Linked DNA regions of Homo sapiens: region 2 is linked to region 1. A link is an interaction called in ENCODE POLR2A ChIA-PET data of the cell type or tissue named here. Cell type or tissue: PC-3. All regions are shown on one strand. Each heading gives the region's core, and the rest is flanking DNA. Links, peaks and the distances in the headings are about the cores only.

Region 1 (16,944 bases), core at 5,425-13,424:
TCCTGCTGAGAGAATATTATTTCAGTTATTTGTCTTAATGAGGCTCCTCAGTCCATAAGCAAGTTTTGTTATTGTTACTGAAATAAAGACATAGAAGATATTCTCATTCTAGGAACCAAAGCTAACATTAAAAGACAGTAATAGACATTAGAACAAATTTTTTTAAATTAAAGAGTTGTTTTTTTAAGAAACAAAATGAAGTTTAATAAAGACAGAAGAAAGGCCGGGCGCGGGGGCTCACTCCTGTAATCCCAGCACTTTGGGAGGCCGGGGCGGGCGGATCACGAGGTCTGGAGATAGAGACCATCTTGGCTAACACGGTGAAACCCCGTCTCTACTAAAAATACAAAAAATTAGCCGGGCGTGGTGGCGAGCGCCTGTAGTCCCAGCTACTCAGGAGGCTGAGGCAGGAGAATGGCGTGAACCCAAGAGGTGGAGCTTGCAGTGAGCAGAGATGGCGCCGCTGCACTCCAGCCTGGGCGAAAGAGCGAAACTCCACCTCAAAAAAAAAAAAAAAAAAATTACAGAAGAAAATGAAGAATGAGTTAGAGAAAGTCTGGGAAGGCTCAAAAGGAGGACACTTAGACTTGTAGTACATTTCCAATTGAATTTGAGTATACTACTGGTAAACTACTGTGTATTTCTAAAGAAAGTGGGACTTAACAAGTGAGTATGACATTTGGCAGCTGAGAAATCATCCTTTCTCTGTAATCAATAATGCTAAAGACTATATATAAAGTGGTCCACGCTGCCCAGCACTGTATTCACATTTTAAAGAATGAAGACACTGAAAATGAGCAGTACCAAAAAGTACTAAGAGGATGAAAACTAGATCCTAAAAGGAAAAGACAATATAAATTCTAGTTATTTCACTAGAAGTGTTCAAGAATCAAGTGCGAAAGGATCTTACGAGAATGATGCTGACTAGTTGTCTTTCATTTCCACAGATTATCAAGCAAGATGAAATGGGAAAATGGATAGAACATAAAGAAAATCTTCTTGACAGTAATAAATATAAGAACATTTTTAAATATTGGACAAGATGACCAATAGAGGTTATGGATTAGAGGTCTTAGAAATCTTTTTAAAATAGGAGCAATGACCATCTGTCTTAAATGGTTTGTGTCTTTACCTGCCTGGAGGCCAAACACTGAATCATTACCAAATGTATGGTTCTATTATCCCAGAGATTGATGTCATTACCTCTGAAGTTTAATGCAGGGGAATGGGACAGGCAATTGAATAGTGCTGAATCGAAGATTTAAGGATTGAAGAGATGATGATACAATATAAGTGTAGCATTTAATTTCTCTAAAACTCCAGAGAAAATAATTCTATAAAAATAAAAGTTTGTGGAAGTTCTATTTTGTATTTTAATTATGTGTGTATTTGGCTCATTTCCTTTATTAAACCATAAGCTTCTTGAAGGCAAGAGATGTATATTTCTCCTCATTTCGCCTCTACCTCACCAACCCACCCAAAGTCCCTAACACCAGGGCCAAGAACCAGGTATTATTACCAGGTCTATAGACACCTATAAGGTTATACCTGTCCATGCCCTGTCAGACTGGTTTGCTGCCTGGACCGCAGAGGTTGTTAACTATTTTAAATATTCCTACCCATCCCTTCTTAAAAGCTGCATCTTCATGAGGGTAGGGAGTTTTATCTGCTTTGTTCACTAATAGCACCTGTAACAGTTTCTGGTATATAGTCAACACTTAATAAATACTGGTTGAATGAGTGAATGAATAAATGAATGATTGCCATTCAATACACTTCTTGAGGGCTATTTAGGAATAACAAGTTTTTTAAATCTCCCAAACAGAAAAAAATGTTAAGAACATTCTTAGCAGGTGGTTCTGTATCCTGGGAGGCAAATCCATATTAATTCTAACATTTTTGTCTTCCTTCTCCCTATCATATTCCTATGCAAGACTCTACAACCACAAAATTGCACCCTGTATTTCAAAACAGAGAAAACATTTAAGATCAACAGTCTTATGCAGAATAATTAACTCAATTTCTATTTTTTATATTTTCATTTCAAAACTTCAAATAGTTGTCTAATCAATAAGTGGTTTTAAATCTACATTTTCCTATCCATTTCTTTGCAAGTAAAGTAGGAATGAGAATACTTGCTCCCATAGGGGAAACACATAAAAACCATAGAAGGTTATGAATATACTATTTAGTTTAAATTTTTTTACATTATAAACCACACTCTGCATTCAAATTTCCATCTTTACTTTTCCCATACCTTTATATTTTAAGCATCTAAAGCCAACAACTGTAATAGTTTGCTGTCTAGTTAGCATAATTTCTTTATTGCCTTGGGCATAGATTTGCAATGTAATATAAATAACAATACTATTTTGCATGGCTATTGTACCTCTGGAAACCCTTTACCAACATTAATTTTCACAACCGTCCTTAAGGAATAGGTGATCACTGATATTAAGGCTCAGGCTAATGAAATTTGGCTTAAAGAATAATATATTCGCAAAAAAGTTTTAATTTACCATTTGTCAGTTTAGTGTTATATGGGTATGTATTTGTGTTTCACTAGATCCCAAAGAAAGCATTTGCCTTTGTAACATCCCCTAGGAATATATAATTTCAATTTAGATTCTTCACTTACCCAGACAGGAGACTGAATTCTGTTTGTTTGTTTTAATAGATCTCTATGTCTACCTTACACCAAAGCTCAGTCTGACCAGATACACAAGTGAAATTATTCAGTTTGGTCAGTTCTTAAAGCATAACCATCTGGTAATGTTCTCTGCGCAGCAGCTTTTAGAAATAGCTTTCCACTTACTAGGTATCAGCAGTTAGTGCTGGCATATCTGTAGTAATCGTAGAAGAAGTAATCATAGTACTGGTAATATTAAGTCACATTTATTGAGGACTATGTGCCAGTTCCTGTTCTAAGCACCTTACATGTACTAACTCATTTAACTTTCATAATAACCTAATAACAGCAGTGCAGTTATTATCCCCACCTTTCCAGATGCGGGAACTTGGACAACAAAAAGAGGTTAAATAATTGCCCAAAGATGTATACCTAATAAAAGGTGGGGTCAGCATTCCAACCAATATTTATTGAGCATCTAATTTTTTTGCCAGACACTTCACAATGCTTTCACTGCCCAATATTTCCTGTAATACAGAAATGATCATACTGTATTTTGATTCAGCAACATTTATCAAAAAGCCTGGAGCTGTCACCAAATATTTCTGATAATCACATCTCTTTCCTAAAACAATGAGTTTTAAGAGAACAGTAACATTTTTTGCCATTGGCACATATGGCATGGTTTCTGTCAAAGGGACTGTGGCTCTTTATCACATGTAAACCCACACGCCAACACACACACACACACACACACACACACACACACACACACACACACATAAACAATCACCTGTTGAATGGGCCAACTCAAACAACTGGTCAGTGAAAGCTGGGGAAATCAGTCAAACCAGTTATTTGACACCTTGTAGAAAAAAAAGGGAGGGGAGATGCAAATATTGTTGGATCTAATTTTTTACGTTTTAATATCCTGTACCGGAACCATGCAAAGTAATGCTAGAACCTATAAAATATTTAGGAGGAACCTGGTAAGGACAAAAGATAGTTTCCAATGCTACTCTAAAGGTGTATTGATTTAACTGCAAACAGTTACATTGTACACTGTCATAGCCTAATGCTTCATGGAACAAAGAGTTTCCAGTTGCGTCTCCATGTCTTTTATCTTTTAAAATGCACTTTTCTATTTGTTTACAAAGTTCTATTATTCACCTGCCAGGAAAAAAAAAATACCAAATTTAAATGAATCCCTTTATCCAAAATTAAATCCTGGCCTTAAGGATCAGATCCAGAATTAGCCAGAAATATGCATAAACTCCATACAGTTCCAAATTAATTTGTTAATTTAATTACCATAATAATTAAAATTGTTTACCATATTGTCATCAGAAACCAGAAGAAAATTATAAGTAAACAGAATCTTTATTATTTGTATTAAGCAAAATAAAATTACATAAAGAGAGACCTGGATATGTAGAGTATCTTTCATCTTCAAAGTAGTTTCTATATCTTCTGTATAATATTACAGTATTCAATGTAAGCACTCATTTTATCAAACAACAGAGTAAATAACAAAATAAGAACATAAAGTGACTTGCTGGCTATAGATGATGACTTCCCCAAGGCTGCCGTGACTTATATACCTTTCTTTGGCAACTCCTTTTGGAATTCTTTTTTATTTTGCCATAGAGATTTTTGTGGGTGACTTTTATTTTGTTTTGTTTTGATACTTTCATGAGCTACAATATTATGTGGTTCTCCCCTTCTACAATTCGTCCCATTAAAAGTTCTGTCATCCTGTTAGACATATAAGTGACATGGTGGCCAGAATTCAGGGGTGAAGGGAACTGAATTTTGAAACCACACAATTTATGTGGAAATAAAGTACATTCCTCATTTGTTTCTGCGTCAGACATATGGGAAGACTGTGTATAATAGGTTGTTTCATTTGTGTGATGGAGAGATTTTTTTTTAAGCCTTCTGAAGAAAAAAGTCATACTGATGTCTACGTTCATCTATGCTTCTTTTCCCGTGTTTTAATGTGGAAACATTTTAGAACTCACAGTTTCCACACTTCGTACGTTTTCCACAGTTAATTAATCCTGCTTTCCCTCATGACAAATGACCCTATCTCATAAAAGGACACATTGGCAAGCAAGGATTTAACTCAAAGAAGCTGTTCTTTGATATATATGTATGAATTGGGTTTTTTTTTAATTTAAAAGCACTGGACTCTCAGAATATGAAAATGTACTACATCTCCTACGGAAAAGTAAATTTGGAAATCTTTTAGGTAAATGAAATACATAGGGTTTTTTTCTTGTCTTCAAGAACCACCATGTCCAATTAGAGGGCTGGGAAGTATGACTATTCCATATCTATATTTTTAAGTCTACCATACCTTGTGCTCTCAACTCAGAAAATTCAGAAAGTAAACCCTACTCAAATGGCTGTGTGGTAGCTTCTGAAAATTCCCAATGCAAATGGCCCTCTTTTTTCCCTCCCAACTCTCCAAGTCTTAGGGAAAGAAATAAACTCCGAATTATTAACCTGTTGCTAATTTTCCCTATTACTCAATATTAAATGAAGATGGAGAAGAAGGCCCCAGGATATTAACCTAGGCTGTCCGCTTCCCACAGAGACACAAGGCTTTGCAGCATAAGAGCTAGAAGGGTGAATGACACCACTATTCTTATCTCTAAGAAGTAACTGAAAATTTCATAGATTGACAATAGGCCAAATTCGGCCATCCCATATCCCTACGCCTCTCTAGAGACCAGGAAGGCACCATGTTAGAGTAGATTCTACTTTAAACTTTATAGGTAACTGCAGGTCCTAGGAAGTCCATGCCACCTCTCAGGGCCTCTGTTTCCTCATTTGTAAAATGATGTGGATGGAAAAAACATTCTCTAATGACCCCTCAGCTCTGGCATTTTATGATTTTCTCTTATGCCATGTAATATGGCATGCTATTCCCCACTGTCTCCCCTCCCCAACCCCCACTGATTTATTGCTGAACAGCTAGTCCATACAGCAAGCTCTGGGCTTAACCTGGCCTCACTTGCATTAGTAGAAGCAAGTTATTTCTCATCTTCATCGCCACACTGCAATTCCGACTCACATAGAAAAATCTATCTATCTGCCTACAAACCTATACATCCATCTACCTACTTTTAACAAATCTGTGTTCAAATCACATGCAATTTCTGAAGAAAAATTAGTGTTTCTAAGGCTGATTCCCTTGGAATCACTGCAACAATTTTGTCACAAAAGACACCAATTGAGCCAACTTGCAAGACCCTTTAAAATTCAGGCATTCTGTCTTCACTTTCCCTTTTATTCAGCACTACCCTTTCTTGGCATCTTTGGACTCAGAACTATGAATCTCCACATGCCTTCCATTTTGTTCCACATCTGGACAAGAGGCAGGAAAACAACAGATCATCAACAAGTTCAGGTGGAGTTTGTTTTTGTTTTGGATTTCTATAAACAAGAAGGGAAAACAAACTCTAAGTAAGCATTAGTTTTTACCAATTTATTTTTCTAACATGCTACATCTCTGGGGGAAAATATCTACTGATTTGATGAATAAGTATGAAGTTGGGAAGCCTGCTCTTATAGGCATGAGGTAAATACCAAGATGAATAAGATGACTAAGGAAGCTAAAATAGGTATAATAGCAACAATAGCAACAGCAAGAGATATTTTGGGTTATTTGCTCTACCTTAGAATCAGAGTGCCCACACCGATACATGAGCATACCTGGCAAAATCTGCTCCCACAGAGGAATGGCCAGTGCAGAATGTTCTTCTCTAAATGGTTGTCAGAGGCCAATTTGTTAAGACTAGAAATGGAGAACCAGAATAAGAATAAAATCCTTTTCTCGAAAATTCAGGCCTGTCACATAGGTACAAAGGAGGATGTATTTTTAAAATCTCTGTTGTATGTCAGGCACCATGCTAGGTACTTCTATATGCATATTTCATTTAACCTTCTCAACAAATCAACAGTGTGATTCTCACTTTTTCCCCATTACATAATGAAAACCTTGGGATTTTTAAAGTCCACGCACTGCCACTTGATGGTGGATGTGAAATAATTGTACATTAAGATTATTAAGCTGCTGCAGCTAGATAAAATATTTAACAAGTATTAAACTGGAAGTGATCATGTGAAATCAGTTTTAGCTAAGATACTAATCTAGAAGTTACTATCTGTACTAAAGACAGCAAAATAGAAAGCGTCCCTACCAGCACAGCATAATGCAAAACGCAAGCAAGGACAACTAGTAGCAGGCCTTCTGCAGAACCTATTAGAGAAAGCAATCTGCTTTAGAATTGATGGAGATTCCCTAATCAAAGTGAAATTGAGCAAATTCCTAAGCCAGATGGGGAGTTTTCTGCTAGCAAGTCATCAGAAACAAGGATGCCAACTTGATCCTATGGAAAGGCACAGTACAAGAATGACATGGAACACTACCTCATCGAGAATAGAAAACTCCAGACCCTACCAGGACTGTGGCAATCCTCTCAGCCCTCTCGCTTATTAGTGGAGGAGAACTGGGAATCAATAACAGAATCCTTTTGTACATCATTTATATCTTTGTACATGTAATTATACTTAAATCAACAAAGTAGTAAACTTTATATTACTCCTAAGTTATAATGTGGGTTTAGTCATTCTCTGATTCAAGGAAATGTTGGCTTTGTAAAACCAAAGGTAACCTTCTGCTGTTATTTTGTAGGCTGTGGACGGAGAAATCCCTGGAATGATTGGAGAGTCGAGAGTCGGATGCACCAAGCCGAGAGAGAAAGCCAAGTGCACCGTTTAGCAAATGATACTTAGGGTTTATTTCTCTTTGGTTTTTTGCTCCATGTTACACACCCACATACTTGTAAGACAGAGCAGTGAATGGCCTCTTCTGTCTGAGTCCAAAGCCCACACTCTGTCTGCTATGTCACACTATTATGACATACAGCCATTAACCCGTGCTAATCACCTATTTCACTTGAATGACCCAATATAACAATGTGTGGATTTGAGAGACAATCTCATACTAAAAACAAACAAAATGAAAGAGAAACCTGTTATAATATGTAGAGTACCTTATTACAAAGATTCAGAACCACAGGTCAAATAGCATGCTCTCCGGCAACAATATGATAAAATTCTTTCCTAAAAGGAAAATTCCATTGAAAACAAGCACTTTTTACATCCTAGGAGATGGCCCATAACAACAGTACAGTATAGAGAATAATTTTCCATAAAAAAATACTCATAAAATCAATGCTGTTGTTTTTTCTGGTCCCCACCCATTTCATCTTCATTTTCTAGAAACCAAACTGAAATGATGTGGCTGTTTACACTTTCAGAAGGAGAGAACACAGAAAGCTGAGTGACTGTGACTCAGAGATTTTGTTCTACCCCCGACCAGCAGTTACCCTTCAACCAGTCTCGCTCTTCATCCCTCACAATGCAAACTTCAGAGTCACACTGCCAGAAACAAACCCAAATAATTCCCAAACACACCACTAGAAACCCAAACAAAACACTAGATTAAAAATTCCAGGGTGTCTGCTGTTCACAAAAACTTGCTGGCTCACCAGCAAAAATCTGGGCATCAGCACTGTGCTGTCCACAACTCCTAAAGACGGATGTGGCTGCCTCCAGTCCAGAAGGCCTCTTCCTTTCTGACTTTCACATTATTCCTCAGCCAACTGCAGCCTACTTGGCCAACATTATTTTCCTCACCCTTTCACAGACAGCCTCCACCTCCTCTTACTGCCCTCACGCCCACCCTGCCCAACTGGGTTGTGTTTATCCTTTCCTTCCAGCCTTCTCCTCTACCCTCTGGGGTGTCCACCGCCCTCTCCTCTCTAGTTCCCCTAAATCCTTGCCCAATGCCCAGTTTAGGTCCAGCCTTTACTGGGTAACTTTTATCCAAGCACATGAGCTTCTCTCTGCCCTGAAATTCTAGAATTCTTTCCACGTAGGGCACAGAATCATGAAGTTCAATTTCTCTAGTTGTTTTTTATATGATAGTCTCATCTTTTCATCTGGATTAAAAGTCCACATCTTAGAGTCCCTTGCCATGCCCTCCATCTCAATTAGGGCACTTAAAGCCAAACAGCTGCCAGCATTTTCCACAATTACATGTATTACATTACAGACACACATACACACATACACATATACACATGGATACATACTTATAAATCTATACATGATATGTAGGCATGATATGTATTTACACACACATCATGGGATATATATGTACATAAAAAATACGGTGTATGTTTATATATCTAAGACATATATGTATGTATAAAACATGAGATACATATGCCTTCATTTATTATTCATTTGTTTGTTTACTGATTGTTTACTAAATGCTGATAGAATTTTTTAAGAATTAAATTCCTATTGAGAAGGGGTCTCGCTATGTTGCCCAGGCTAGTCTGAAAATCCTGGGCTCAAGTGATCCTCTGGCCTCAGCCTCCTCAGAAGCTGGGACTACAGGCCTGCAAGACTGCACCCAGCTTGGCTGGGTTAATAGAGTATTAACACTAGGAAAACAAACGCAGAAATGTTGTAGCCTCATCCTGCATGCTGTCTGTAGATGGGAAAAATCAAACTCAGGGAAATTAATTTTTTCAAGACTACACTTGGTAGAAAGCAAGGTATGAGAAGGAGCTAACAAACTAAATTCCACAGGAAAACAGCATAAATATTACAGCTAGACAAGAACGCTGATGGAGAAAATTTCCCAATAGAGGAACCATTAGGGGTTCCTGAGGCAAATATACCCTATACAGTGCAGATTGTCTATATATGTAGCTCACTATGGCCCATGACATATTAGCATGTGAATCTCCTTCAGTGTTATTGATAAAAATTCAGATTCCTCAATGCTATCTGAGAGCTATCTAATCTGAATCTCCAGGTAAGGTCCAGGAATCTATATTTCCACGGAGTCCCACAATGATTCTCTGCACACCACAGCTGAGAACCACTGGCTCTACCCTATATCAAGCTGACAATGAGAAAGATATAAAAGACTAGGCAGATGCTGCTGGACTTGAGATCCCCATTCCCAAGGAGTTAATTCAAAGACAGTCATTGCTCATAAGGCTAAACCAAGTGGTCCAATTTCATTTGCTTATTCTTCATTCAAAAAACCACTTTTCTACCAGGCACAGTGGCTCACACCTGTAATCCTGGCACTCTGGGACACCAAAGCAGGCAGATCACCTGAGGTCAGGAGTTTGAGATCAGCTTGGTCAACATAGTGAAACCTTGTCTCTACTAAAAACACAAAAAAATTAGCCGGGTGTGGTGGTGCACGCCTGTAGTCCCAGCTACTCAGGAGGCTGAGGCAGGAGAATTGCTTGGACCCAGGAGGCAGAGGTTGCAGTGAGCCGAGATTGCACCACTGCACTCCAGCTGCACTCCAGCCTGGGCAACAGAGTGAGACTCCATCTCAACGACAACACCACCACCACCACAAAAAAAAAAAAAAAAAAAAAACACCTTTTCACCTAAGTACCTCAAGGCCCTCCACCAAAAAAACAATGCTCTCTTAAAACTAGCTGACCCTTTGCTCTAAGCATAAAGAAAAACAGAAGCACATGTGGCATTGTGAAAATGACCTATTCTCAATTTTCTATGTCTATCTAGAGCTGTGGCATTCTTCTAATTTTTTTTCTTTTAACTTAGAGTTCTTGTCCCTAAAGCAGTGGCCCTCACAATGTAGTCCCTGGACTAGCAGTATCAGCATCACCTAGAAAGTCAAATTCTTAGGCCCCAGCTCAGACCTGCAGAATCAGAAATTCCAGGGGGCAGGGCCAGCATTCTGGCTTAATAGACCCATTGGGTGATTCCGATACAGGCTACAGTTCGACAACCACTACCCTGAAGGAATACTGGGAGAAGAGGAGTTTCCATTAGTCCTTCTCAAGTCTGAGCCTCCTCTGCTTGGGGAAATGGGAAGAGGTGAATGGCAGGCTGAGCAAGGGAGATCCAGGCCCATCCGCTCCCACTAGTCCATCTGCAGGCATTTCACACAGCTGGCTTTCATAACAAAGCTTATCCTGAGTCTCAAAGTTGATACTCTCTGAATATCAATTGATAAGCTTACCAACATGTTAAAACAACAAGGCAACACAGCAGGCCTAGTATGGAACACAAATAAACGTCACAGAATCTGACCTTAAAAGCTGGATCTAACTGAAAAAAAAAAAAACAAAAAAAAAACTGGATCTATATTCTAAAATTAATGGGGGAGGGAGGGCTGGACTGATTTAATTTAGTGAGAACTGTTTCTTTTAAGTGAATTGGTTGATTTAAGTCCTACAACCAGTTTCTAAGCACTCAATTTCAAATTAACCAGTTGCTTGAATAAAATGGTGAATTTTCTTTATTTTCTTCAAGACAGGCTCATGTGGCTATGACCTGAAATCAGTGATTAAAGAAATGCTTAATGGTATCTGCCCATTACTAAATTATTATTATTAATTAAAAGTTTAAAAAGAAAACAAAGCTTACTTTTGTCTACTAATGGATACAGGGATTTAATGTTACAAATTACCTTTCTAAACCCAAAATGCACAAGGAAGTGAAGTATACGTAGAAAATTCATCTCTAAAAGCATACTACCCACCAACGACTACCTAATTTAGCAGAATATATTACCTCTATGCTTCATAAATCTTAATTAAAGCTGTTAGTTTTCCTATTATGTGATCGAGAAATGCCCCATTAAAGTTAAACAGTTTCTACAAGTAATTATACACATATACACTTTAAAATTGCTTCATATATACTGGAAACATTGTCTACTAAATCAAAAACTTGCAGAATTTCATTAATGCAAGATTTTTTTATCTCCCAAAAGTCAAATGTGTCCCAGAGGAACCAGTATACTCAGTGTTGGCTTCTTATAATACAATTTAATGCTCACAAACACAACTAAAGTATTTAAACATTTACAGGGGTTGTCATAAATGCTTTTCTTATTTTTGATCAAATTCAACCTTACACTTAATACAGTTAACTGTAGTTATTTAATTTAAAAACTTGAGATTCCAACCTCAAAAATTTATAACAATATAAATGCAGTTACTTGGCTATAGGATACGTATACTGTGGGGACTCCATTCTTCAATATGAAACACAAATACCAAAACCAGAGAGGTAGTATTTTTTAAAGTAGACATTATTTTAAATAACTTTTGGCACATTGAAGAAAAAACATCAAATCCAAATACAAAAATAGAATTCTTTCATTCATATAGTCAATTTCAATCAGACACTAGCACACCAATAATAAGAATAATGTTTATATTTTTCTGTTTTGAAAAATAATACAAGATGAATCGATAAACTAGCTAATTGAAAATATAATGTTATTTGAGGGATTCTAGACATCCTAACTGAATAATTGGATGGAAAATATTATTGACAACTTCTCCATTTTCTCAAAAGGTGTAGTTTATTTAATTCATTGAAATGTTACATGTAACTCTTTAATATTATACTTCCGAGAGATGTGCAAGTTTCATCTTCAGAAACTGTCACTGGCCTTAGAAGAAAACACTTAGATGTAAACTCTTGTGCCAAGAGCTTTCTGTCCTGGGGCATATTGGATGAGCACATTCACAGAACATGAAACAAGAGAAGGAAGACAGCTGTAGCCCAGGCGGTGATGGATAACCCTTGATCGGGCAAACGTAATATCTCTGAGGGCTGAAAGTACATTATTAATTGAAATCCTTGGTTAGTTCCTCCTTGTAGACCACCATATAATTGCATCTCTACCTGAAAAACTGTTTTCAGCAGAATTCATAATGGGTAAAGTGTCCTCAAAATGCATATGAAGGAAATCTATTTTGCGTACAAGTGATTATATCACAATGTACACATTACAGAGACACTAAATCCTTATTTCCATGACTGTACACAGACCAGAAAATAAATGCAAGCAGTTTACCGCTCACCATACAGCACAGTAACAATTAAAATGCTGTTTGATCAAAAATTAAAACCTAAAAAACATTAAAACTAAAAAAAAAAGACTGTTCCATAGAATTAGTGTTTCCAGTTAGCAACAAATATAAATGACCTCAGTGTATTCTGATATTAAATACAACCTCCCCAATATAAATATCTTATAGTTACAAATACCTTAGTTTAATGAAATGCCTCTTCTTTTGTGACTATATTTTATGAATATAAATTGGACTAGTCAAACACATTAGCATTTTTTTCTTATTCAAATAGAGTGTATCAAATCTTGCTGGTTTAAAAAGAAAAAGTTTCTTAGGACAATGAAAGTTTTATGGGGAGTTGAGGGGTTGGAAGGAGGTGAAGAGGTGCATGTTTCCAAGCTAGGGTATAGGAAAGATTAAATATCTCACTGAACTTCAGCCTGACATGGAAAAGTAACATCACCTAAAATCTCAATCTTATCAAAGTGTAAGATGAAGTAAAATAGAAGACAGGGATACATTAAGAGATGTTCAACATAAGTTTTAAAAATAGGTACAGTAATAATGCAATCCACTAATAAACTGAATAAGGAGCCGGGTGGAGAGTCTAACAACCAGTCATACTAAATGACAGCTCAGAGGGCGAAGAGGTGTGGAAACTGAGAAGATAGACTTCCAAGTCTTTTCCTGAAAGTGCTTAGATTTTGAGAAGAGTCCAATATTGTCAGACAAAAGAGTCTTTGTGCAACAACACCAGGGAGGTGACGGAAAGCTGCTCAGGAAAACCAACATAGACAGCCCCAGCCTTGTACACAGGACCCGTGGAGAACTTTGACTTATGGGGCCTGCAGAAAGAACAATGCTAAATGCAAGAGCATCATATTCAGCCAATATCAGAATGGGCACAGAGCAGATGAGCAGATGTCTTTAAAAAATCATGTTGGGTTTTTTTCTTTCAAAAAATATAATAAGCAGATACACAGACTACAATTTCAAATTGCATCAGTAGTCTTAGACTAGGTCCTCAGACATTTGACCACTCTGGGTGATTTAACCTGCCTCACAAACCTTGATACCTCTGGTTGGCAGGGGCTCTGATTTTGAGTTCTTGGTGAAGTGGCAAAACAGCTCATGAGGGAGTATCAACACACAAGGCCTAATATCCTGAGGTTCCTGTCCCAGAATAATGAAATAGGAGCCTGTTATTATTAAAGGAAGACTGGTGTCATACAGAGACAATTTCAAATAGAGAAATACACACTAAACATGGATGGTGGTCCACTGTTTATTCAAATTCAGGATATCTACAAAAACTTAGGCTGTAAATCAAGTAAACACATCAGATAATTGGCACTTCCAGCGTTAGGGAGAGTTGTCCAAGCTTTTGCCCCTACAGGAAACCATAATAAATAAGAGAAAAACACCCAGTATATCAACCTTTCTGGATCTTCAAAATAGAGCTGCCTCATAAGTTTTACCAGGATGAAAATATTAAAAGATTCATAATAAGGGTACAAAAAATTCATTTTTCTCCTTCACCATTTCCAACTGCCCTGCTATCAATCTGAAAATAATTTAAGTGTTTAAAGGTATCCAATAAACAAGCAATGTCCTTAAATAAACTTTAAAACCAGGTGCCAATTTTAAATTAGCATTAGATGCAATTTTATCTTAAAATGGCATCTTCGCAGCTGTAATTTCCATCATATGAAATAAACAGCAAGTTATAAAACTGGCTGAAAATTTTTCAAAAATATACATCTGCCAATAAAACATACAAAAAAGATTCAATCTCATACAAGAACCAAAAGAAAATAGGGTGGGAGGGTTTACTGTGGAATTAAAATGTAAGAAGATAGCAGAACAAAGTCTTCCAGTAACTATTTTTTGTAGTGCTAAATTCTGTGGTGTAATGGAAACAGCATGATGTCAGAGACAGAAGCCTGGTTTTCAATTCTACCGCCACCTTGAACTAGCCATGGGATCCTGATCTGTAGATTTACTTCATTCATAAAGGGGGGTAATGATACTTTTCGTCTGAGTGTAGTATAGTGAGCAATTTGCACCGCAGTTGGTGCATATAAACTCTTAATAGGTATTATCTGTTGACGTTATTATCATCATGAGTTGCTAGATCAGATCAGCTAGCAAAGAGAAGGGTCTTAAGAAAACAGGAGACAAAAATGGATCCAAATGAGGCCAGAGTGAAGAAGAAAATATGGGACTAGGCATCAAAACCATGAAGGTCAAAGGAAAGAGAAGAGAGAAACTTTGGAAACATCACAGGTCAGACTGTGACCTTAATGAATATGATATGTGACTGCCTAATAGAATTGTTATTGATATGACACATGTAGCTTTAGAAACAAACTACACTAAATGCTTGCACTGGGCCTGTACCTGATCAAAACAGACATATTCATTCATACCACTCTGCTTCCATCATTCAGGGTTTTGATAAAACGTTAAACCTCATCCTCACACCTTAAATGTAATTTTACCAAACTAAAGTAAACTGAAGTGAGCTACAACCGATAGCGAAGAACCCTATACGCATTAACGTGAGCCACAGTTTAAAGTGTGTCCCCTTTAGCATAAGGCCGGGCACGGTGGCTCATGCCTGTAATCCCAGCACTTTGGAAGGCCGAGGCGGGCAGATCACGAGGTCAAGAGATCAAAACCATTCTGGCCAACATGGTGAAACCCCATCTCTACTTAAAATACAAAAATCAGCTGGGCGTGGTGGCGCATGCCTATAGTCCCAGCTACTCGGGAGGCTGAGCAGGAGAATCACTTGAACCCAGGAGGCGGAGGTTGCAGTGAGCCAAGATCAAGCCACTGCACTCCAACCTGGCGACAGAGTGAGACTCTGTCTCAAAAAAAAAAAAAAAAAAAGTGTAAACCTGTATATGGAAAAACTACATAGTGAAAGTCTGCTATGATACATTTAACTTTTAGACAAGAATAAGCTGGTTCCCAATATAAGCTTTGTGAAGATGTTCCATTGTACCAACAATCAATTCTCTCACTGGGAATGGTTGAGAAATGGCTTTGTTGACCAAGTGCTATACTACACATAAATTAGCAATTTGCAAAAAGAGAAAGAATAAAAGGGAAAGAATCAAATACACTCAACACCACAACATGATAAATATGTTGATTAATTCCCTGATCATTCAAAGAGATATTCAGGAATTTCAAAGACTGTACATCATTATAATTTCCTTTGTCTTCTAGATGTAGGAACCTGCCAGTTAAAAGGAAGTCATAATTAACACTATGCCAGTTGAAGATTTATGTATGGATATATGTAATATTCTGCACAACTACCTCTTGACTTACTTTTTTTTTTCTGAGACAGGGCCTCGCTCTGTCCCCCAGGCTGGAGTGCAGTGGTGCAATTTCAGCTCACTGCAACCTCCACTTCCTGGACTCAAGCCATTCTCGTGCCTCAGCCACCCGAGTAGCTGGGATTAGCTGTGTGTGCCACCACACCCAGCTAATTTTTGTATTTTTAGTAGAAGCAAGTTTTCACCATGTTGGCCAGGCTGGTCTTGAACTCCTGACCTCATGTGATCTGCCCACCTCAGCCTCCCAAAGTACTAGGATTACAGGCATGAGCCACCGTGCCCAGCCATTACTTATAAATTTTTTAAACTGAGATTAACATAAAATCATAGCAAATTATAAGTACTCCCCAAGGGATTAAAAAACTAAGCAAAAATAGAGAAAGTCAAGAATTAGTCACCCATAGTTTTCTCAAGAAAACAGAGTTTAAATATATAATAGGAAGGTAGAAAAGTAGGCACTATATCTACAAATAATTCACATGCACACGTATCCCTAAAATGTGCTAAGTATCATTTAGATGTCCAAAAACAAGAAACACCAGTTACCCAGGGGCCATGATTAATTTTCTCCCTTCAAGAGGAACTAGGTCTGCAAAAGGCTTAGAAATTGGTAGACTCAGGCCCACTCCAGGAAACTCGGCTGGTGTTTCCATTATAAACCGCATTTCAGGAGTTTACAAGTTGAATGTTTTTAAAACATATTGGGCTCATAATGAGCTCACACATTCTTAAAATGTTCTCTTTTTGCTCTCCTTTAAAAAGTATGGCCACTTTTGTGAATAAATCATAAACAAAATTTCAGGTGATTATTTTTGGCTGAGCTCCAAGACACAATGGCTAAATGTTTGAATAAAGTAAAAAGACTAATTATTTTCTTCATTTGGAAAGTAGAGTAGAAAGGCCAGCCTGAGAAACACTCCACAGGACTTCCGTTTTAAAGCATTCTTTTGCAATATTTTCATTCAGTGGTTCAAGATCCTAGGACTGCAGCTAGGAATATGCAATCAAACTTCAAAAACTC
Region 2 (16,944 bases), core at 3,909-11,908, 320 kb before region 1:
TCTTCCCTATAGCCAAGCAGCTGTATTTCCTATCGCACAACTCAATATTGACTGCATAATTGGCCTTTACAAAACATTTATTAAAATGCACCATTTGTCACAGACCCAGTGTTTGTTTAAGAGTTTCAGGTGGGGAGAGGGAATTGAGGGGTGGGCGGAAGACACACAGTTTCTAATTACTAAGCGGATTTAATTGGTAAACAGCAGCAAGTCCAGCCTATCCTGGTAAGATGAAAGGTCTGAATTTTCAAGGAGCAAGGAGTTCTTTAAGAAATAAAGAGAATAAGCACCTTATGAGAACTAGTTTTTGAATACCACTTTGCATCTGTGAATGGCATTCCTCTCGGTGAACACAAAGCCCATTTCCATGTGTTTACCTTCGTGTTCTCATGCTATTCCTAGGTGGTCAGCCTGCCATTATGTTGCTGCTCTCCTTTTCTAGATTAATACACTGAGGCATGGAGACTTTTTTGAATGCTCTATCTACCCAAAGGAGCATATTAAGTTAATGATTAAGTGAGGGCTGAAGTCAGCGTGCTAAGTTTCTAACTCTTTGAAAAGGATTGCTTATTTCTCCATCCTGTATCTGTATACAGCTTTAAAAAGAAAAAAAAAAAATCAGTTGACTGATTCCTTGTAATAGAAACCACCTATTTAAAAAAATCTCCCTGCTAACAAATTCCAAATACATGTGGACAAAACGCTTTAATTAGAAGGCACTGAGTTTAGTTGCAATGAACTCAAAACGCACTCAGGGTATGACTCAAGAATGAAAAGTATCACTTTATTTTGTAGGTTTGCCATGGCAGAAAATGCAACTGGATTCCAGTTAATATCTTGCCAAATTAAAACATGCTTCTTAATTTGTTGGCCTCCTGCTCAATAAAAATCCTAGTCATGCTCTCTGTAATAGGAATTCCTCACTAAACCTCACTTAATGCTAGAAAAATGAGAGTATCATTTATCTCTGGCACCCAAGTATGTCTTCAGCAGGTGCTTGAATCATTTAAGATTTCTCTAACACCAAAAGCTAATTATTTTAGTTCTTTGGTGCTATTTTTAATTACATAAACACCTTTGGTTTCTTCAATTTTATTCAAACTTTAAAAGAGAGTAGGTTTGTGTTATGGCAATAATTATTCATTAAGTGGAAAATAGAAATATTTTTGTTCAAATTTTAGCTTTCTAACAGCTGCATACGTATATAAAGGTGTGTGTGTGTGTGTGTGTGTGTAGGTATTTCATACTCACTTGGCCCAAAGTGTAGGTGTTTTGTGCATTTACCTTACAGAGTCATTAAAAAATAATCATTTCATTGTGCATATTCAAACGCACTCAACAAAAAAGGACAATGTATAGTAGTTATAAACTCACTGATCCCGGTAAGAAAGGGACAGTGTTCTGGCCTATATGTCTGGTATCAGAATCTGGATAATAAGTGATACATTTTTAAATGATGGGTTGGTATCTAGCCAAGTGGCTAGGTTAAATTTATGAAAACTACAATAGAGGACAGGAATGCACATTCAAATAAGTGAAAAATAAATCCTAAATACGTGAAAAAATTGCTCACTTTCATGGATTATTGAAGTAGGAATTTAAGGTTCCAGATTATATCTATATCTGTATCTATCTATCTATCTATATATACTTATATGCAATTTATAATATTTATGTATTTAATTATAATTCCACAACTTATATATTAAACATATTTATGTTAAATATTAAACTCAGTGCAGGTAAAATACACTTATATCCTAAAGCTTTGAAAACTGTTATAACCCTTTCAGAAAGCAAGAACAGAAATTTTATAATATGTATACAAATATTAAAGTGTTTACAATCTTGATAATTCTACTGCTGGAAATTTACTTTAAATACATATCAACAATAGGTAAAGCTACATTCAGTAGGGTTTTTGTTGTTGTCATGGTGGTGTTAAATTTAATCGTATAAATTTAAACCATGCAAGTAACTAACACTAGAGGGAAAAATAAGTAAATTATTGCCCCTGGATGGACTAATACTTAAGTACAATAATAATCATACAGACTATGCAATAACTGGCCCAAATTCATGGTAAAATATTAATCAAGAAAAAGTTGAAGCTATAAGAAAAGTGATTAGCAGAGCCAAACAAAACTTTAGTAAAAATTATTGCTGGTTTTTAAATTTTTTGTAATACTGCTTTTATGTTTTGAAGATGTTGACAAGAGTTTGAGTCCTTCTTGTCCATATTTAAGTGTGAGATACAATTTTCCCTGGCCTGAGCACTTCACTCCACGTAGACAGTAACAAAGACAAGTCCGATTTCTCCGAAGGGAGTCAATTCCCATGGTATAACTATCTCCCAAAGCACCACTAAGGTTGCAGTTAGTTTCCTGAGTATGCATCAAACTCATGCAATCCAGGTCTGGAAATTACACCTGCCCTTCTTGGGAACCACTCCCTCTACATCAAAGGACTATCCTTGGCACAGTACAGCAGGGGTTGCAGCCCCCAGCCCTGAGCACAGCCACGTCTTCACATCATGAAGCCAGATTATCCTGATAAAAGGACACAGTCTCATCACCAGGCATATTTTTGTTAAAGCACAAATACCCAATGTTTCAACAATCAAATAATCGCTAAATTACCAAGCCAAGCAATTGCTTATGGAGAAAGCCACAAAAGGAAAAGGCATCCTTAACACTCTGATATTAAAACAACAACAATAACCAAAAAAGACTTTCCAAGTTTATAATTTTTTAAAGTCTGTGTTTTCCTCATGTTCTCACTCATAGGTGGGAGCTGAACTCGAGAACACATGGACACAGGGCAGGGAACATCACACACCGGGGCCTGTGGTGCAGTTGGGGGCTGGGGGATGGATAGCATTAGGAGAAATACCTAATGTAAATGACGAGTTGATGGGTGCAGGAAACCAACATGGCACATGTATACCTATGTAACAAACCTGCACATTGTGCACATGTACCCTAGAACTTAAAATTTTAAAAAAAGAATTTTCCAGAAAAAAATAAAGTCTGTGTTTTAAAACCAGATATTTATTACTCTCTTAAAATGTCTCAGGGTAACATTTTTAGTTCTGCAACAGTGCAGCTAACATTCCGAGACCAGCCATCGTGCAACTGCCCATAAAAAAATTAACACCATCAAGGCCATTTTTCTGTGCTTAAGCTCATACCAATGAAAACTACCCTATAGGCATAAACTTGATATTTCTGTTCACCACACATTAACCCAGCGTTCCTCAGAGTGTGACACCCAGGTGACTTCTGTGATGCAAATTTCTAAAAATCTGGCTGGAAACCTGCATGATCGAATACCCCACTCATGACAGGGTTCAACCATTGATCTTCGCTTATTTTACCCAGCTTGCACTTAGTCTTGGAAGATTAACCCTTTGGCAGGGTGAATTCACACTGTTAAACGCAAAGGAGTCTCTCCTGAGACTCATGAAAGTGCCTTAGTTCCCAGAGTAGGACCCAGAGACTACTGGAGATCTAACATGATTCATGGGAGTCAAAGAGAAGTGGCTAACATGGGAGTTGGGGAGAGACATAGGCTCTGGAAGGAATTGAATCACAGATTCCTGGAGCTACAGAAAACCTTAGCAGTCACCTTAGCCCTCTCAGTGCACCACACAACTGGTTAGTGAGACAAACTCAATGTAGCTTTCTTTACATTGTCCCCAGAATGTTTTGAGGTAAAAGAAATAGGGGCAGAAGGAACCTGGTCATAGAAAAAAAATTATATATTATTAAAGAAACATAATAGCAAATGAGGACAATATATGTAAAGATAATCTTTAAAACGTTTTCTGACATGGTCCTGGTATACATTTTAAATTACATCTGAATGCTGAGGAGACCATCTTAGAAGCTGGTGTGGATGACGACTTCCCAATAAGAATGTTAAGAAAGGGAGAAAGCAAATCATTTACACACCTGGCCGGCCCCTGTGACCTTCAAAAGTCACTGGCTGCACATTCAGTTGCACATACACTTTTGAAAAACTTCTCTTTGTCTGGCAATGTCATTCCCCTTACCCCATCCCTCACACTTTTCAAATAGAAAGAAAAGGGTCATAGGGTGGGCACTGGCTGGGTGCAGGAGGTCTCGACCTCACCACATCTGGTGAGGGCAGAGGAGGGGAGGCAGGGAGGACTGCGGGAAAGAGCTGGAGCAAGGGTGAGAGGACAGCAAGCTGGCCAAGGAGAAACACCTCATCCCCTTAACTCCTGCTTGAAGCATCTACCTCCTCCAAACACAGAAATATGAAAAACAGGTAGTCAGCTACAGAATAGGAAATTGAGATACTTTCCAAGGATTCAAGAGGAAGAGGAATGCATGCATGAGTTGGTCGTATTTCAGCTGCCCACATGCCGTTTTATGTGGGCACTTAGAACACATTTTCTATAACATCCCTTTGCCACAAATAAGGCATCAGAACATTTGTTACAAAGCAAGGGTATACAAAATACACTATATGATTTTGTATATCCACCACCACCTGCATACTCAAAATCACAGAGATAGATTAAAAAGGATATAGTTCAAAATGTTAAAGCCATATATGCTGTGTAGGAGCACTTTACCAAATTACCTTTGTTGCAGTCGCTGAAGTTCTCATCACAAAGAGTAAAAACCATCATGCTTCCACATAGAAATAAGCAAATTGCATCAGTGAAATATAACCAGGAAGAGAAAAGGAATTCAACCTCCCCCATCAACACTAAAACTAGTCAATAATTATCTAAGTGGTATCAGTTATGTTTTCTGCGCATCCTGGTTGGCCTCTAAGTAAAGAGAAGGAGCCGGAGAGAAGGGCTTGGGAATGCTACGGTTTCTCTATAGCAGTTTTATCTTAGGCGGTGTGTGTGAAGACTAGGGTGTATGCAGCGAGTAATCTGCATGTTTACTGCGTCAACATTCTACCCACTTCTGGGTAGAATCGTTGCTCATCCTAATCACATTCAAAGGCCCCATAGGGCAGCAAGAAGTTCCTACTTACTGGCAATTTAGCTCTTGGAAACCCTTGAAGAGGATGGTTTTGTCCCTGTGTGCTATCATGGCTGTGTGGAGGCCACTAAGCCAGCTCACAGCTAAAATTCAACAGGCAGGAATGACTCACACCTCTCCAAAGCTTTTTTTTTTTTTTTTTTTTGAGATGGAGTATCATTCTGTTGCCCAGGCTGGAGTGCAGTGGTATGATCTCAGCTCACTGCAACCTCTGCCTCCCGGGTTCAAGTGAGTCTCCTGCCTCAGCCTCCCAAGTAGCTGGGATTACAGGCACATGCCACCACGCCCAGCTAATTTTTGCATTTTTAGTAGAGACAGGGTTTCACCATGTTGGCCAGGCTGGTCTCAAACTCCTGACCTCAGGTGATCTGCCCTCCTCGACCTCACAAAGTGCTGGGATTACAGGCATGAGGCACTGTGCCTGGCCTCCAAAGCTTCCTAAAAATGAGTGAGGAGTACTGCCAATTTAAAAGTCTGCCTGATATTCAATAGAGGAAAGATACACTTTCAATAAACATTCACTTGTTTTACGTGATAATGTAAACTTGATAATGAGAATAAGAAATCTAATAAGGCCATTCTGTAATGTATATCATGAACTAAGTATATTTTCCTATTTCTTAGCACTACACTGTTTTCTGGATCTAAGTTGCCAAAAATACCTACTAGCTGAATGTAGCACAGGGGTTGAGCAGGAAGAAATCAAAAGGTTGAAGCAAAACAAACCCTGGAGAATAGGGTTTGAATTCAAATTCTGGAGGCACATTAAATAATGCTAAATAGAACTAAAGGGGGTAGTTTTCCTTATGAAAAGTCTACAATATAAATGTTGAAGTTTCTCTAGTCCTATATGAATGTGATAAAATGATCTATAAATGCACTGTCAAATACGGTAGCAACTAGCCACATATGACAATTTAAAGTGAAATAATTTTTTAAAATACAGTTAAAAATTAAGTTCCTCACTCACGCTAGTGCTCAATAGCTACATAGGACTAGCAACTACCACATTGAACAGTGCAGATTACAGAACATTTTCAGCACTGCTGAAAGTTCTATTGGGCATCTCTTATTCCAGAGCTTAATAGACTTTGAAGTAATCATAGATATAAAATATAAACTAAAATAAAAGGCATCACTCCATAAAAGTGCACAAGAGGGAGTGGCATATTTAAACCATAAAGAACCTTTATTCTTTCTTTGGCTCAATCCTTATTTAGAAGGGAAAAAATCTCTTCCAGAAAACAGGTAGGGCAATAACTAGGCTAGGTAGCAAAGTTTCTAGCAGAGTTCTCATTGAAGTCCTTTTACCTGAAAAGGCACAAATGTGTGTGTGTGTGTTTCCCCTCTGAGTTATTCAAAGCATGTACTTATATGGAGAAATGCTTACCATAGGACCTGCTAAAATAGTATGAATGGCCCAGAGTAGTGACATTAAGACAAGGACTTTTAAAAAGCCAGGAAATCAAAACTAACTGGCAACATTTGACCTGATCTCAAAACAGATTGCTGCAGAAGGGAACATTCTTACACAGAAAGGAGCCAACTATACATTTTCTATCCTCATAGGGTTAGATATTTATACACATTTTTATCACTGAAATTTATTTAGGATTGAAATGGTTATCTAGGTGTTGTCATTGGGTCTGTTTTTGGAAGGTCTCCTGCCTAGGGCGTTTAAAGTATGCTATATCTTGTGAGCAGGAAGATTTGATAATGTTCCAAGGTCACCTGTGCTGGAACATTGTTACCCTGCTAAATATCTTAGTTTTCTAATGATACGCAAATGGCAATTTAAAATACACTATTTAATTTCACTCTCTTCTTTTTTCTTTTTTACTGCTACAATTTGATCATGTGTGTGCCTCCATGCTCACAGGTTCAGGGTGTTCACATGATATAATTATAACAGCTATATGAAACAAAGCTCCAGAAACTATACCATGTGAGTTACAGATTAAATGGGTTGGCAATGCTGGACACAATACCAGTTCTCAAAAGTACTCCTGATTCTAACAAGTAAAGTTGTAATAAATTAAGAGGGCTGGTATTTACATAAGTAAATATGAAATTTCAAAGCTATATGTGAATTCCCATGCTGAATTGAATTCTTACTAACACAACATGTATTCTTTTTTTTAACGCAGATGATAGCCTTGTTAAAACTAGGGAATGCTCACTGGCATATTTACTTCTTGTGGATTCTAAGGTGCCTTTACTGATGACTGAAATCTAGCTATGTTAGAATAAGAGTCACTTGAATATATTTAGCACTTTATAAAGCAATGGTAACATATAACACTGCATTTGTCTGCCATAGCCACACATCAAGTATTTATGGTAGGTGGTATTTTGAAAGTGGGGGGTAAAAAGATCAGGTTGGTTAAGTTATGTGCCTAAGGACTTCAAGCCTTACATTTATTTTTAAAAATAATCTTAACACACAAGTAATACGAGACTATGTTTTTGTTTAAAAATGTCCTATGGCCGGGCGCAGTGGCTCACGCCTGTAATCCCAGCACTTTGGGAGGCCAAGGCAGGAGGATCACCTGAGATCAGGAATTTGAGATCAGCCTGGCCAGAATGGTGAAACCCCGTCTCTATTAAAAATAGAAAAAATTAGCCAGGCACGGTGGCGCGTGCCTGTTTTCCCACCTACTCGGGAGGCTGAGGCAGGATAATTGCTTGAAACCGGGAGGCAGAGGTTGCAGTGAGCTGAGATCATGCCACTGCACTCCAGCCTGGGCAACAGACCCAGACTCTGCCTCAAAAAAAAAAAAAAAAAAAAAAAGTCTACAACATGACATATGAAGCTAAAGCCCCTAGAACCACAACTCAATCTATGTCTGCTCCCTCTCCTCAAAGGCAACCACTGTTATCAGGTGATGTGTACTAGATCTTCTTTATGCCTTTGCAACCATTCACCCTTATCCAAGAAGGTACGCATAAGAAGATCTGGTGCAGCATTGTTTATAGAAACAAAAAACAATGTAATCACCTTAAATATCCAAAAACTAGAGATTAACCAAACTAAATGTAATTTAAAACAATGTAGCAAGCCTATATTAAATAATTTGAAGTTTCTAAAGTGCATAGCAAGTGCGTAGCACAGAGTGAGCATTATATAAAGTATCTACTATTATTATAAGGCACAACATATTTAATGAAAAACACAAACTGCAAAAAGACATACAACATGAGCTAATTTATGTTACACACACACACACACACACACACACACACACACACAAGTGCTGTCATAATTTTCTAGGAGTACCAGGATTTCACTCCATGAGGCTACTTCCCCTCTTTTAGATTATGAGGATACTTTCAAACTACATCAGGCAGCATTATAGAGTAAGAGAGAAAATGGGTATGTATATTATATCTGCCTCAATGTGTTTCTCTGGTCTTCATCCTTAGTATTACAGGTGAAGGGTATTCAAGGGTATTCAAGAATAGTTCATTTTCTTCTTGACTCCGTAAGCACAGGAGGAGCTCAAACATACTACCTCCCTGAAAACAAAAAAGGGATAAGAAACACTTTCTTACTTAAGAAAGAAAAACTTAAGAGAGAAAAAACAAAGTCGAATGAGCATAAACTGTCTCATCAGGTTCTAATTCTTCTGTTTCTATGCAGAAGTTTTTTTCAGATAAATCTTAATGTAGCCTAAAACGAAAGAATTGTGCTCTATGAAGCAGAGGACTCTGAAAAGGGAACCAAAGATGAATTTTAGTCCAGCTCCATCACTCTCCCAGTTGAGCACAGAGCCAGTCCCCTAACCTCCCTATACCAGGGACTTTGGACATAGTCTTTTATTATTTCCACATTGCCTAATGGGGGTCCTTTCTTCATGATCATGCATGTCCTTTACAAATGAAGCTTCCTTTGAAGACAGGCAAGAGATCAGATCAAGCCTTCCAATATTTATTACTTTGGTTTCCTCTTGGTTCACTGTTCTCACAATGGCTAATTCTCCAAGGGGTCCCAGATGTGAACTCTGCTCTAACTATTAAATATGACTGTAACAAGGGAACTCACACCGCAAAACATTCTTCTTGACTTCCAACCAGGGTTTCTCCCAAAGAGATGCCCCTGTACCATCTGCTCCAGAAAAGCGCAAATCCATTCCATTAATCATGGACGTCTCAGAGTTTTCTTTCCTAACCCTGAAGTTCCTGGTTCAAAGTTTCTAAAGTGGACCAACTTAGTAGAGAAATAAAACAGTTGCTATATTTACAAACACAGTATCAAGCACAATTCCTGAAACAAAGTGAACTCTCCAGAAACATTCACTGAATGAATGATGGCACGCCTTAACTAATAACAATGTATAGGGATCTTATTTGTTCATTTTCTTCATGTTTTTCATCAGGCTCTGTACCAACATATACAGAAATTCTCTCTTATTTCTCACTCTCTCTTAAAAGGACCACATTAGCCTTAAGCCTCCTGACATTCCTGGGCTATCATCGGAATTTCATGCACAACCCAAGCCAGGCCTTGATCTTGCCAAAAATCTCTGGTGATTTATTCAGTCTGCATATTGGACAAGTCCAGTTCTACAAGTCATTTAGATCCAGTCCTAAATGCCTTTAACTGGGATCAATTTTATTTTTAGTAGTTGAATATAAACTTTAAACCACAGTGAATGCAGTAAACCAAATGAATGCAGTAAAAACTTGGTGGCTTCCAAATTTATTTTGAGAATTGTAACATAAAAGCCAACATAGAAAATTAAAGCTTTCAAATAATCTCAGAAACAGTACCTGCTAAGGATGGTTTCCAAAGGTTAGCTGGAAAGTTTTATCAGGTTCATCTATATAACTACAAGATTCTTCATCTTAATTCTCTCATAATCTGTCTGATAACCAATGTACTAGAATGACAGACAACAACATAAGGAAAAGGTAGAGCTGAATAGTCAATGGAAATGCTTTAGCAGTCTTGGCCAGCACAGTCCAAAGGGAGCAATGAAGGTTCCTGATGCATGACGAACTCAAGCTCCTTCTGGTCGGTCCCTTGCCTTATTCACTGTTTGAGCATTTATTTAACCTTGAAGAGACAAGTCATATATTGGGAACTGTCCAGTTTTTTCCAGAGGTGTGGAGACACTAAAAACATTCAGTACTTTGAAAGCACCAACATTCCAAATATGAACTATGTTGCACTGTGCTCTGGCCTAGGCAGGCTCAGGAGTGCTTGCTGAGTCACTTCTGAATGAAAGGGATAAAAACTATGCCCCCATCATTTGATACAATTTTAGGTTAGATTAAGAAGTCATTCATTCAGATTTGGCTTAGTTCACTCAAATGTGTTTCTACCTTGGTCTCTACTTTCAATTTCTAAGCATTCTCTCCAAATTAGGCAGGAGCTTTGCTCCTCCTCACATCAACCACCACCATAATAAACCAGGATCTTCACAACTTAGAATTGGTTTAGGGCTCCTGACCCCAAATCTCAATCTTTCTTGAGGTTTGAATCATGCCTTTGTCTTATATTTAGAATCCAATGTCTTGTTCACTGTCTGGAACATTGGAATTAGCTGGGTCAGTTTCTTCCTCACCACATTCCCCTCCTTCCCCCCACTACACAAAAAAGACCAGAGTAAGTTGCTTGTTACGTAGTTGTTCAGTGGGAAATATGTTTTACAAATGAGGGGAGGAAAAGAGGAGGGAAAGCGGGTAAGTAGGTAGTAGTAGAACAGAAAGGGAAATTTGGGGAGCAGAAGAGAGCAAAAGAAGAAAAGGGAAACTTCTAGATTCCTGATAATAGAAAAGCTAGAGAATTTCATTCCTGAAAATTAAAGATATTTTACACGTTTGTGCATGTATGTGGCTTTGTGTTTATACACATACCGTTTTGTTTCATGTAGCATAATCAAATCTATTGCTAATTGTTTAGTTAATATTTACTTATTCAAACATGTTTTTAACATCTTGCCCAATATTCAATCTACATTTTACTTAGCAATTAGCTTCTCTGGCAACTTGCTGTTTTGTTTTCTTTTTTTAACAAAAACGAATACTGATGTTCTAACAGAACAGTCTTACTGCCCCCTTTGGCTATTGTCGTTTCTCTTGCTTCCCCAAAGGCAAAAGCTCTGCTATTTTGCTTGCAAACACAAGACTGATATTTCATTGTTGTTACAAAAGGGTCAAGATTTTTAAAAGCACCACCCTTTAAAGTTCTTTCATGGAGATCTCAGAAATGAACAGCAGTCTCACAGAAATTGCAGAACAGAAGCAGAGGAGAGAAATACAAATGGGCCAGCTAACATTATCAGTCATGTCACCCAGACTGTTACTCTTCTGAATGAAATAAATTGGCAAGAAGGGAAAGAAATGTCTGTGGAACATGCCACGGGATGAGGCACAATCTAGAGTTAGGACCTCCCTTTGCTTTTACTGTAAGCATGCCATTGGTCAAGATCAGCTAAATAAACTGCTCTGCAATTTCCATGCATTCTTTAACCATAATATGATTACCTTTAACAATCTTTTTGTGAAATCCAGGCAAATATCCAAGCCTACTTATTTTATTTTCCAGTTTTGTAACTATTTACCAACCTCACATACTAATCCAACAATGATTGTAGTTATATCAGGCATCTAGTGTATTCATTCAACAAATATTTATGTAAGGAACATTTCCTGCTATCTCACTAGATTGTAAAAACTTTTGTCACTAGATCTAGTAAAGAAATAGAACAGATTTAGAAATGAAATTCCATGGAAGCAAAAGAGCAAGCACACTATATTGGAAAATGTGAGATGTTTGGGGTAGATGAAATACAGTGTCTAAAGCTAAATAGGGAGGGGTTGTGGCCACAGTGTAGGCTGTAGCTGGAGGTATGGATGAAGGGGACAGGTCAAACTGTGAAGTCCCTAATATGCTGTGCTCAAAAACTGCATTTGATCATATTGGAAATTGAACACCATTGTGGGCCTTTAAAGGTGGGAACAGCATAATGACATTGTATTTTAGACAGAAAGAACTGATGCCAGTGGGAGAGGCTGATGGCAAATAAGAGATGCCAACAATCTGGGGCTGTTGTGATGGCCCAGCAGAGAGACACAGATGGCTCGAATGGAAGCAGCAGAAGTGAAATCGAGAAGAGAACATATTTGAGAGAAGTTTAGAAAGGAGAATGACTGATTAACTCTTCGTGGTATTATGATTGCTCTCCTCCCGCAGGAACCAGTCATAACCAATTTCAAAGCCTTTGGCTTGGAATGTCCTAAACACATTGCACAAAGCTACTCTGCATGGTTATCTTTAATCACGTCACATAGGAACCAATTATGATGTAGAATGTTGCCACTCAAAGTGTGATCTTTGGAGAAAAGCATTATCACCTACTGGAAACCTGTGAGAAATGCAGAATCTCCATCCCCACCCCAGAAATGCTGAATCGGATTCTGCGTTTAATCAAGGACCTCAGGTAAATCACATTCACATTGCCATCTGAGGAGTACTAACGTAGAGGAAGTATCTCTGGGTGTAGAAATAGCGGGACCCTGGTTAAGTCACTTACTTATTGAAATTTTCATTTCTTCTCCACAAAATTGGGAAACATATACTGATTGGCTGTAAGAGTGAGACTGTGATAAATTGTGTGAAAATGCTTTGTGAACTCTAAAGCATGATCCCAGATAGATTTAAATTCATTTTTATCATTGTGCTTGTCTTGTCATGCATCAAAATCATATGTTTGATTTATTTGCAAAAGACTTCATTGAGGGCTGGGCATTGTGGCTCATGCCTGTAATCCCAGCACTTTGGGAGGCTGAGGCAGGTGGATAGCTTGAGCTCAAGAGTTCAAAGCCAACCTGGGCAACATGGCAAAACCCCATCTCTATAAAAAATTACAAAAATTAGCTGGGTGTGGTGGCATGTACCTGCAGTCCCAACTACTTGGGAGGCTGAGATTAGAATATCACCTGAGCCCAGGAGGTTGATGCTACAGTGAGCTGAGATTGTAACACTGCATTTCAGCCTGGGTGACAATGAGATCCTGTCTCAAAAAAAAATTTTTTTTAAAAAAAGACTTAATTGAACCGTAAATATGGAAGTGGTAAAAGGAATGCATTTGCAGAGAAAATATCAAAACTTTAGTCACCTGGGTTTTTGTTGTTGTTTTGCACATTATTTCCTTGGGACTATATTGCCAACCTCCAAGCTTTCTATGAATTCACAAAACCTACATCCTCCTCTCTACTGAAACAAAGAAGAGGAGAAAGAATAACAATGTTAAGCACTGAATATTCGATAAACCTAAGGAACTTACCATTACCATATTTTTTTCTTGGTCAAATATCTATTATCTCTAAAAGTAAACCCAAATTCCAGCACTTAATTAGGTTCCTGGGGGAGGATATAGAATTGTTTAAAATAGAGTATAAGCCTATTTGTCTGTATTGTCTCATCCAGAAAGGAAATGAGATCAACCAGATAACCTTCTTGGATTCCTTCAAGTGTTGACTCCACAGTACCTTATTTTCAAGGTCAAGCAAGTAAGCAATATGCACAGGAGTAGCCCATGAAGTGCGATTTGAGGGATATCGAGTTGCTAAACCCTGAAGAAGGTATCCCCCCAGATATGCTGCATAGACCTACAATTAGACCCCAAATCTAGGGAGAAGATAACATGTCTGTGTCAGGGTCTTTTATAAAATATATTCTGTCTAGCACATTGCCACATGCTATGAATAATGAATTTATTAAATAGACCACTTTTATTTAGCAGCTGTAAAGGAAAGAGAAAGTATTTGTTTATTTATTTACTCATTTATTCATTCTTTGCTGTATATTTATTAGGTGCCCAAATGTGACCGACGCTGCCATTCACAGTAAAAGGCCAAACAAGATGGCCAGGCCCTTTGCCCTCATTAAGAATGTAATCTAGAGCTGTAGTCCTCAAGCATTTATCATCACATACCCATCAATAAAATTTGTTGAGTGTGCACCTCCAATATGTTAATATATTTATTTATAAATTAATCAATTATGCTACTGTACTAATATATAATATGATATAATAATATGTATATTGATAAATCCAAATAAAAATATGAGTGTATAACAGTAGAAACAGTTCTTAATTTTTTTTTTTCTGTGCCCCAATGCAACCACTGGCATATGGCCACCCACTTGAGAGATCCCTTTTTTACGGTAATTTCTATGAGAAACTTTTTTTTCCATGGGGACAATGTTATTCAAAGTATATGCTGACTTCAATCACATCTAGAATTCGAACAAAAGAAGTTATATGAGTTGCTCAGGATCAGAGATTCAACCTATTTTCTCTATCTCTCTCTAGTAACTTAAACTGCACTTAGAATATAATAGATGTTCAGTAAATGATTACAGAATTTAGGGAGAAAGGGATGAGGGTTTATGGAAGAAAATGAATACACTTATTACAAAAAAAGAGGTCAGGCATGGTGGCTCATGCCTGTAATCCCAGCATTTTGGGAGGCCAAGGCAGAATGATCACTTGAGCCCAGGGCTTCAAGACCAGCCTGGGCAATATAGTGAGACCTCATCTCTGCAAAAAATTTAAAAATTAACTGGATGTGGCAGCATCACTACACTCCAGCCCTGGTGACAGAACAAGACCCCATCTCAAAAAAAAAAGAGATAATTATTTGTATAATAAGAAAAAAATAGCTTGCTTGCCAGGAAAAATAATACATTGCCTCAATTATTTAAACAATAATAAGACAGAATAATACTCATATGATAAAGAATGTACCTCCCAGCTCACTTTCATTTGTGAAGATGAAATTTCTAATTATAGATCTCATCTCCAGAATTTCTGGGTACAATTTTACTGGCATCTCTCTCATATTTAATGGACAATACATCAATTTTACTCTAAGTAGTGAAATTATTTCTGAAATGCATTTACATGTAGGTTCCTTAAAATTATTTACCTTGCCCACAATTCATTGAAAAAGGAAATGGTGATAGAGTTACATAGTTACCTGGCCTCTTAGCTGGCCCCTATCACCATTGCCTTTGTTCAAAATCACCTGTATTTTTTTTCTGGCAAATGGCTTCTACTGATAGTTGGTAATACTAATATTTGTGTCATGTTATCAAAAACATTTCCCAAGACTCATGGTTGCAGTGTTATCAATAATAGATTTATCTGTTACATCAAAGTTTTGGTGTAATAAACTTATCACCATTTCCACTAGTTTTCCCCACACTCACTGTCAGCCTGGACAAAAGGTGCTTTGTAAAGAGTGTCCCATTCGAAATAGTTCCTTCAGGTGCACAGGCCAATTGCTGGTGCCAGGCTTTGTGCCCAGTCTTCTCTGCTGAGTTCAGAGCTCTCCCATCAAGACTCTGCCCAAGGAGAGCCTTCCACACTCCAAGAACCATGCGATAAGGGAAAATGAAGTTTAGGTTACGACACAGGGAACTGCATTTACGATACCGCCTGCTCCCAGATACTGCCATCTGGCATGTATAATTACCTTTCGGAAACCACGGGGTCACATTCTAGCAGCCTCCTTCGTGGTCTTGGGAATCCTGAGCGTTGAGATTAGGATCCCTGATCACTCTGGGCAGGGATGCACTCTAGCCTAAGAAGTCTATTTTTCCCTCAGCTTAATCCTGAGGGTCTCCAAAGTTCCAAACTGGTGGAGGAGAAGGATTTTTCCCAGGAACATTCTCCCCTTTAACAAATAATTAGGCCTCTCTCACAATCTTAAATTTCAAATAGGCCCTGAATCTCCAAGCAATGCTGACATCCTTTTTTTAAAGTATATGAGCGCACACACACACACACACACACAAATGTGTGTGTATATACAAATGTATAGATAAATATCCATATATATATGCTAAGAATGTGCTGCTCACAAAAGTTGTATATGATAGGTCTTATAATTCTCTTGTAAAAAATAAGGACATAGAGGTTCACAAAGCTTAAAGCACTCATCAAAAGTCCCATCACTAGGAGTCAAAGGTGAATGACACAGTGAAATAATAACTACAAAATTCTTAATTTATTATCATATAATTTCTCATGTTAGTGTTGCCATAATTATCACTGAGTTTTACATGTATATAAGACACCAGTACTTCCATGGACATTGCAGTCCTCCTCACCATCTCGGGCAGTGACCCCACCTTTCAGGAAGTGGGAGAGGGGAGGTTGCCCTTCACAACAGGATCCATGGTGTGGCCCCCATGGTGTGAAAGGAGGTTAGTCCCCAGCGGTGACTCTTTCATCACCAGGAGAAATCTGACCTCTCTTTCAGATGTGTGTAAAGTTATAAAAGCCTTAAAAATTTTTTTTAACTTCTTCTTACCGAGTATTGGACTTTGAATTCCTCTCTACCTAACTCCCCAGGGCCCTCAGGAGGCTTCTGGGCCATTATGAAAAGTGTTTGTAGAGCCGTGTCTGTGCCATGGTGGACAGGCAGCACAGACACAGGCTGGACAATAACAGCTGAGCTGCAGACGCTCTGCAGCCCTGCTTCTGTGGCGTTTTGACAGTGCCTTTTCAACACATGAACATTATTTCTCAGAGCCCTAATCCCATGGTCCTTATTAAATTTTCCATGTCCCACAGACCCCACCAGAGCTTTCTGTCCCACCTGAAGAATACTCTGCGCTCCCAGGATAAACAACATTTGATAAGAAGCTGACTTAGAACTACATAGAGTTTCACATTCAAACAAATGGTCAGCTGAATTTGCATGCAATAGCAAGTTGAATCTCCGAACTTCCTTCATATCTGGTATCTTGTAGAATTTCAGCTACAAGTGTGTGACTGCAGTAAACAGAGCCAGCTTGGGGAAAAGGTGAAAGACGCCAAGGAAACCTCCACTCAAACAATATTGTGAAAAATATTCTGATTAGTTAAGATAAGATGTACTCTCATTTTCCTGAGAGTTT

What was found. Peaks named below come from ENCODE experiments on the same cell type or tissue, not always from the same donor. Only the 100,000 strongest peaks of a DNase experiment are listed, where the experiment ranks them.
Region 2: POLR2A ChIA-PET joins it to region 1 with 13 read pairs; 2 of 35 experiments call an interaction of 5 or more read pairs at or near these places.

Annotation. Positions count from the first base shown.
Region 1 is chr3:169,584,063-169,601,006 of GRCh38, forward strand. The region is part of intron 1 of MECOM (MDS1 and EVI1 complex locus); the gene reads right to left. Among named protein-coding and RNA genes, the nearest start is that of MECOM, 71 kb to the right of the region's middle. In PC-3, for the core only: no CTCF peak of the experiment used is centred there; no DNase peak of the experiment used is centred there.
Region 2 is chr3:169,268,758-169,285,701 of GRCh38, forward strand. The region is part of intron 2 of MECOM (MDS1 and EVI1 complex locus); the gene reads right to left. It overlaps LOC105374206 (a long non-coding RNA gene), which reads left to right and starts at 9,033. Exons shown (of 3, transcript XR_001741018.2): 1 at 9,033-12,472; 2 at 13,462-13,544; 3 at 13,849-14,003. In PC-3, for the core only: no CTCF peak of the experiment used is centred there; no DNase peak of the experiment used is centred there; H3K27ac peaks cover 896 bases.